2 separate regions of the Homo sapiens genome follow, and region 2 is linked to region 1. Evidence: chromatin contacts called from ENCODE POLR2A ChIA-PET data. All regions are on one chromosome and are shown on one strand. Each heading gives the region's core, a stretch centred on a gene start or an enhancer-like site at or near the end of the contact. The rest is flanking DNA. Distances are from core to core; before and after follow the strand shown. Region 1 has its middle 26 kb from the start of PTP4A2. Region 2 holds the start of EIF3I (eukaryotic translation initiation factor 3 subunit I).

Region 1 (3,853 bases), core at 922-3,421:
TGGCCCTCTGTAAAATAAGAATAATAATGCCTATCTTATCAGACTGAATGAGAGAAGGTGGAAATCAGAGCTTAGCAGAGTGCTGGGCACAGAGAATCCATATCACCTGTGTGTGCTGAGCACAGAAGAGGGGCTATGTCCAAGCCCAGAGCATCCCCTGGTTGGTCCCAGCCGAGAGACCAGAAAAGAGGCTTAAAGGGACAACCCCTCTCCCCATCAGCACCTTTTTCATCTCATTTGTACCAATTTTTTTTTTGAGACAGTCTCACTCTGTCACCCAGGCTGGAGGGCAGTGGCAGGATCACAGCTCACTGCAACCTCCGCCCCCCGAGTTCAAGGAATTCTCCCACCTCAGTCTCCGGAATAGCTGGGATTGCAGGTGTCTGCCACCATGCCTGACTAATTTTTGTGTTTTTAGTAGAGACAGGGTTTCACCATGTTGGCCAGGCTGGTTTAGAACTCCTGGCCTCAAGTGATCCACCCGCCTCAGCCTCCCAAAGTGCTGGGATTACAGGCGTGAGTCACTATGCCTGGCCTTGTACCAATGTTTTAAAAGCATTGAGGGGGAAAGAAATAGCTTTATTTTTAAAGGAGCCCATTCTGGAACTCTATTCTAATGACATAATCAAACAAGAGAAAATACATATGCATAAGGATGCTCATTGCAATAGTGTTTACATTAGAGAAAAACTGGAAGTGACTTAAGTGTCCAACACTGTTTGCTTATTAATGATGATACCTTCATACAATAGACAGTTATACAGATTTGGAGGAGAAAGGACAGAATTATTTTTAAATGAAAACAACTAATGAACAGAATTCAAAATGTTATGGGGTATACTGCAGAATTTGTCTGAATGTTTAAGGTGAAAGCCCAGTATTTCAAAGAAGGTTCTGTTGCTCTCGTACATTTCAGACCCTACACACAGTCTCATGCATTACCTGTCTGGCACAGCATTCATCTTTTCTGCCTCTGGGGTTACTGGGTGGAAAAACTTAAGAAGCATTTATGCAAGTACAAGTCCTGAGGCCTCTAACATTAAAGGTATTTACAAAGATAGATATCCACAACATTTTCCGAGTACAAAATGCAGGTTTCAAAAATATTGCCAAAAAAAGGGCAACCTGCTTGGATCCCCTTCCACGCTGTGGAAGCTTTGTCCTTTCACTCTTCACAATAAACCTTGCTACCGCTCAAAAAAAAATTGCCACAAAAAACTCGAAAAAACAAAAGTATTGCCAAAAATTTGAACAGCGGTTATTTCAGGCCATGACACTTCAGGAGATCTTTCTCTTCTTCTTAGTATTTATTTTTTTCTTTTTTGAGACGGAGTCTTGCTCTGTCGCCCAGGCTGGAGTGCAATGGTGTGATGTTGGCTCACTGCAACATCCGACTCCCAGATTCAAGTGATTCTCCTGCCTCAGCCTCCTGAGAAGCTGGGACTGCAGGTGCATAGCACCACTCCCGGCTAATTTTTGTATTTTTAGTAGAGAGGGTTTCACCATGTCGGCCAGGATGGTCTCGATCTCCTGACCTCGTGATCCTCCCGCCTCAGCCCCCCAAAGTGCTGGGATTACAGGCATGAGCCACCCCGCCTGGCTTCTTCTTTGTACTTTTATGTATTATTTGAAGTTTTTATAATCTGCATACATTATATTTATGAGGAAAAAAAATGAAGCTATTTTCATGAGGAGTCCACCTTGATTTTACTTTCTCCTATATTGTCCTCAAATCACATTCGACCAGATTTCCTCTACCATACCTTCCTTCTTCTTCTTTTGTTTTTGTTTTTGTTTTTTTTGAGACTGAGTTTCACTCTTGTTGCCCAGGTTGGAGTGCAATGGCGCGATCTCCGGCTCACCGCAACCTCAGCCTCCTGGGTTCAAGCGATTCTCCCATCTCAGCCTCCTAAGCAGCTGGGATTACAGGCACCACACCCAACTAATTTTGTATTTTTAGTAGAGACGGGGTTTCTCCATGTTTGTCGGGGTGGTCTGGAACTCCCAACTCCAGGTGATCCGCCCACCTCGGCCTCCCAAAGTGCTGGGATTACAGGCATGAGCCACCACGACCAGCACATACCTTCATTCTTCAGGAAGAGGAGAATTTACCTGGCTGCCCAGTCCTGCAGGGAGCTACTCCAGACAGACACTCCCTGTATAGGAAGGGCCTTCCATGAGCCTGGCAGAAGCGCTAGGCAGCTCACTACTGTCCTCTTGTGGTCAGAACAGGTCAGAGCTTGATCTAGCAAAATACCGCTCACCCAGTCTACTCTGAAAGTCAAGGTCATCCCCAGAAGTGTGACCTCTGGCTATCCCTGCAGTTAATGTGCTGCACACCAGCATCAGTAGCCCAGCACCCCATCCCAAAACGGGCCATAATCAGGGTTTAGCAGCCTAAGCCTAAAGACTGCAAACCTATCTGAACAATGCTGTCTATTCCAAGCCAGAGACTTTCAGGAGACACTCTTTTCTGACAGCTAGAGCAAGTGATGGAGAGCACGCCTGTCCACTAGAGAGAGCACTCATGGTCAGAACTTGGGGTTTCAGACTGCAGAGAAGGCAAAGTTGCAGGAAAACAACAACAATCATCCTAATCATAAAAGCCCTTGCCCTTGTATGGTTCTTTTTACTTTTCAAAGTATTTCCCAAGGCAATTTGGCATGTCCAAAGAAATTAACACAAGGATGTTTGCTACAGCAAAAGAGAATTTAGGCTGGGCGCCTGTAATCCCAGCATTTTGGGAAGCCGAGGCAGGTGCATCACCTGAGGTTGGGAGTTTGAGAACAGCCTGGCCAACAGGGTAAAACCCTGTTTCTACTAAAAATACAAAAAAATGGCCAGGCATGGTGGCTCACGCCTGTAATCCCAGCACTTTGGGAGGCCGAGGCAGGTGGATCATTTGAGGTCAGTAGTTGGAGAGTAGCCTGGCCAACATGGTGAGACCCCGTCTCTACTAAAAATACAAAAATTAGCTGGGCATGGTGGTACATGCCTGCAATCCCAACTACTCGGGAGGCTGAAGCAGGAGAATTGCTTGAACCCGGGAGGCAGAGGTTGCAGTGTGCCGAGATCGCGCCACTGCACTCCAGCCTGGGTGACAGAGTAAGACTCCGCCCCAAAAAAAACCCCGAAAAAATACAACAAAAAAGCAAAAAAATTAGCTGGGTGTGGTGGCAGGCACCTGTAATCCCAGCTACTCGGGAGGTTGAGGCGAGAGAATCGCTTGAACCTGGGAGGCAGAGGTTGCAGTGAGCTGAGACTGCACCACTGCACTCTACCCTAGATGAGAGAAACTCTGTTTCAAAAAAAAAAAAAACAGAGACAGAATCTAAACATCCTTCAGTAGGACAGTCATTTACTAAAATGGAATAGTATGCAACTGTTTAAAATATTTCTTTATTCCTTTTCCACTCCCACAGCTTCACTTGACTTAACTAGCCTTAAAAAAAAAAAAAAAAGGGTCAGGCACAGTGGCTCACGGCTGAAATTCCATCATTTTGGGAGCCCAAGGTGCGTGGACTGCTTGCACTGAGGAGTTTGAGACCATCCTGGGCAACGTGGCGAAAGTTCTTCTATACAAAAAAATACAAAAAATTAGCTGAGGTGCGGTGGTGTGCACCGGTAGTCCCAGCTACTCAGGAGGCTAAGGTGGGAGGATCGCTTGAGGCTAGGAGGTTGACACTGCAGTGAGCTCTGATCACGCCACTGCACTCCAGCTTGGGTGACAGAGTAAGACTCTAAAAAAAAAAAAAATGAGGCTGGGCACAGTGGCTCACACCTGTAATCCCAGCACTTTGGGAGGCCAAAGCAGGCAGATCACTTGAGCTCAAGAGATCGAGACCAGCCTGGC
Region 2 (3,853 bases), core at 1-2,500, 260 kb after region 1:
AGAAGGGATCCACACTGGTTGAGGAGAAAGGGCATCAGGTACTGGAAAGAGGAGAAACCTGCAGTCAGTGTGATGGCCTGACTGAGCAGCACTGCCTTCTTTGAGCTCCTAGCGAATGTCTTTCCTTGGAGGGAGGCAGGGTTATAAGGACCCAGAGAACACTAATCCCTCTAAGGAGGATCCTTCCAGGGCAAAGAGGGAAACAGACTGAAGTCTGTGCCTTTGCTCAAACTACCCTCTCCCTCACCTCTGCTAGTTCCCATCCTGCAAGGCCTTGAAGCCAATGTCAGCCCCTCCAGGAAGCCTTCCCCAAGTCCTCCAGCTCCAGCCTTCCTCCTCTGAACTCCTCCCCTGCAGGGCCAATTTGAGCCCCAAGCCCTCCCTCTGGAAAGGCTCACAAATGTTGCCTTATGTAACTGAAGGAATCACAATAAAATGTGAATAATGGCAGCCATAGATTGAGCACTTACTATGTTCTAGGCCTAATGCTAAGTGCTCTACGTATCTCACCTAATTCCTGCAACTGACCTATCAGATGGTTATTATTATAATCGCCATTTACAGATGATGAAACTGAGGCTCAAGGACAACTGACTTTTCCGAGAATTTCTAGTGAGTAAGTGGTGGGGCTGACCCAGACCTGTTTGACTCCAAAGACCAAATTCTTGGCGGCAACTCCACCGAGAGAGGGGCCTTTCACAGAGACGCACCTCAGTATTCAAGAAGAGGGTCTTCATCTCCTGTAGCAACTGCTGGGCCCAGGTCGGCTCATGAACCCGCTGCAGGCCGGCGGAGGCCCGCTTCAGCAGCGGCTGCGTGCCACCCCACAGAGCGGCCACCAGCACCAGAGCCAACACCTGCCCTGAATGCAGACGAGTGAGTCACCCTGACCCCCACCCCAAACGGCCGCCCACCCCGCCCTCTCCTGGCCTTCTAGCCCCAGCTAGCCGCCCCCACTTCCCTCCTTCGCTCTCTTCGCCTCGGCTGCGACTGGCGGCTAAGGCAGGCCCAGGGAAGCTAGGGAGATGAATCCAGGAGTCCGGCCTCTGGGGTTGTAGCAGGGGTCGGGGTTAGAGGGTGGATGTGGAGCAGGAAATGAATTCGAGGCGAGGGTCGGGAAATCCATGGAAGGGCGGGGCCGGCTACCTACCCAGAGACGCCGCCATGGCAACGCCGCTGTCTTCTACTTCCGGGAACGAAGGGGCGGAGACCCATAATCCGGAAGTGACCTCGAAACCTTTTCCGGTCTTACTCACGTTGCGGCCTTCCTCGCGTCACAGCCGGGATGGTGAGTTTCAGAGTTAGGGGTATTGCAGTGGGGGTCCTGGGCTGAGGCTGGGGCCCAATTCCGAGCACTGACGTTACTGTCTTGTCCCCACAGAAGCCGATCCTACTGCAGGGCCATGAGCGGTCCATTACGCAGATTAAGTATAACCGCGAAGGAGACCTCCTCTTTACTGTGGCCAAGGACCCTGTGAGTGTTGGCTGGAGGGGGTCCGGGAGGGGCGGGATCCTTCTGCCAGGACGATGGGTGGACACGCCAGTTTTGCCGTTAGCGGGGAACCAAAGAGCAGCCCATTGTGAGAAGTAGGGAGAGGCCATGCCGGGGGTAGGTTGGCGAAAGTATTCTACCGGGAAAGGTGGGGAAGAACTCTATTGGCCGAGTGCGGTGGCTCACGCCTGTAATCCCAGCACTTTGAGAGGCCGAGGTGGGAGGGTCGCTTGAGCCCAGGAGTTGGAGACCAGCCTGAGCAACGTAGTAAGACCCATCTCTACACACAAAAAAATTAGCCTGACATGGTGGCCTCGCGCCTGTGGTCTCAGCTACTTCGGAGTCTGAAACGAGAGGATCGCTTGAGCGCGGTGAGCTGAGATCGTGCCACTGCACTCCAAGAAAAGCAAGAGACCACTGTGGAAAGGGGATAAAGATGAGGGTCAGCTTGCCCAGAGAACGGGATGCGACCTTTAGGGATAATCTAATCTTTCTACCAGGATAGGTGCAGGCTGTGTTATTCAGACACAGGGAACTTAATGAGGGTGTCTCTAGTCTCATTTTAAGTCAATCCCATCCTGCTACTCAATGCCAAACAATCCCTCATGATACTGCCTTTTGAGGCACCTGGCCATTTTATTTTATTTTTTCTTGAGACGGAGTCTCGCTCTGTCGCCTAGGCTGGAGTGCAGTGGCGCGATCTCGACTCACTGCAACCTCTGCCTCCCAGGTTCAAGCGATTCTCCTGCCTCAACCTCCCTAGTAGCTGGGACTACAGGCTCGTGCCACCATGCCCAGCTAATTTTTTGTATCTTTAGTAGAGATGGGGTTTCACCATGTTGGACAGGCTTGTCTTGAACTCCTGACCTCAGGTGATCCGCCTGCCTCGGCCTCCCAAAGTGCTAGGATTACAGGCATGAGTCACCACACCCGGCCTGGCCATTTTCAAGATGAGAAAACTGAAGTTCAGAGGAGAGAAGCACTGTATTTGAGATCATATAGTGAGACAGTGGCAGAGCAGGCACCAGAACCCAGACTTCCTTACTACCAGCTGCTCCCACTTGGATAAGACATCAGAGATACTGTTTTTCTGGACTGGAGCTCAACTTGGCCTTTTATTCTTTGGAGCCGTTGGGAGTCCCAGGAGAGCTGGAGCTAACAAATGAGGATGCCTTTACAAGCCGCCTGACTCCTCTGTTGCTTCCCTTCAGGAAGGGAGGAGAATCCAGGAGTTGGTCTTTTTACCAGCTCCCTGCTGTTTCCCAAGAAATAAACAGAAGAGGGCAGAATCAGCCTTGCTACAGGCTGCTGAGGGTTCCTGGGGCAAAATAGGAAGCCATTGCTCTTACTGGGATGTGTACTATCCTGTGGTTTGACTTTTCCAGATCGTCAATGTATGGTACTCTGTGAATGGTGAGAGGCTGGGCACCTACATGGGCCATACCGGAGCTGTGTGGTGTGTGGACGCTGACTGTATCCTTATTTTGGGTCTGAGTCCGTGTTGCTAGGGTCTGTCAGCGATGGAGAGGCTGAGTTGGGAGTTGGGAGTTGGGGGTGCTGTTGAGGGCCTAGAGAACGATACCTCCTACTCCCTGGTCTCTTCACTGACTGAGGAAACATTCAGGACAAATTCCAGTTCTGGATAAGGAGGTAAGAGGGGTAGAAAGGCTCTTTGGGGCTGAACAGGGAGATGATTCACTTGGCATCCCAAGAGGACAAGGGCTCGGGTGAACTTCGTCATATTTCTTAACAACTCTTCAGGGGACACCAAGCATGTCCTCACTGGCTCAGCTGACAACAGCTGTCGTCTCTGGGACTGTGAAACAGGTAAGCTGGGTTCATTCACCTTTTTAGCAAATATTGAGGACCTACAGTGTACCTGTTTGAGTAAACAGGTCCTAGGAAAATAGAGATGAAATCCATAGATAGTTTCCAGTCTAGGGAATAAGAGACAAGAAAGATAGATGAGAAAATACACGCCATGGTAGAGGAAGCATAGATTAAGTTTTCTTTTTTTTTTTTTTTTTCTTTTTCTTATTTTGGAGACAGAGTCTCACTGTCACCCAGGCTGGAGAGCAATGGCACTATCTCGGCTCACTGCAACCTCTGTCTCCCGGGTTCAAGGGATTCTCCTGTCTCAGCCAGCCCCAGTAGCTGGGATTATAGGCGCACGCCACCATGCTTGGCTGATTTTTTTTTTTGAGACAGATTCTCTCGCTGTGTCACCCAGGCTGGAGTGCAGTGGCACAATCTTGGCTTACTGCAACCTCCGCCTCCCAGGTTCAAGTGATTCTCCTGCCTCAGCCTCCCAAATAGCTGGGATTACAGACATGCGCCATCACACCTGGCTAATTTTTGTAT

Evidence for each region. ChIA-PET counts read pairs that join two places held with the same protein, here RNA polymerase II (POLR2A).
Region 2: POLR2A ChIA-PET joins it to region 1 with 15 read pairs in activated T-cell. The contact joins the promoter of EIF3I here to the enhancer-like site in region 1. POLR2A ChIA-PET finds 5 or more read pairs at or near these places in 4 of 52 experiments (IMR-90, activated CD8-positive, alpha-beta memory T cell, activated T-cell and 1 more).

Annotation. Positions count from the first base shown.
Region 1 is chr1:31,962,065-31,965,917 of GRCh38, forward strand. No RefSeq gene overlaps it. Among named protein-coding and RNA genes, the nearest start is that of PTP4A2, 26 kb to the left of the region's middle. RefSeq lists an enhancer at 6-145. Within about 2 kb of position 2,172, at least 2 of the 41 ENCODE cell types and tissues checked have a DNase peak (open chromatin) inside an H3K27ac peak, as active enhancers do.
Region 2 is chr1:32,221,157-32,225,009 of GRCh38, forward strand. EIF3I (eukaryotic translation initiation factor 3 subunit I) reads left to right here and starts at 1,251. Exons shown (of 11, transcript NM_003757.4): 1 at 1,251-1,288; 2 at 1,382-1,474; 3 at 2,878-2,965; 4 at 3,254-3,319. The coding sequence starts at 1,286. It overlaps TMEM234 (transmembrane protein 234), which reads right to left and starts at 1,197. Exons shown (of 5, transcript NM_019118.5): 1 at 1,151-1,197; 2 at 711-862; 3 at 1-41. The coding sequence starts at 1,166. RefSeq lists enhancers at 470-1,669, 946-1,579.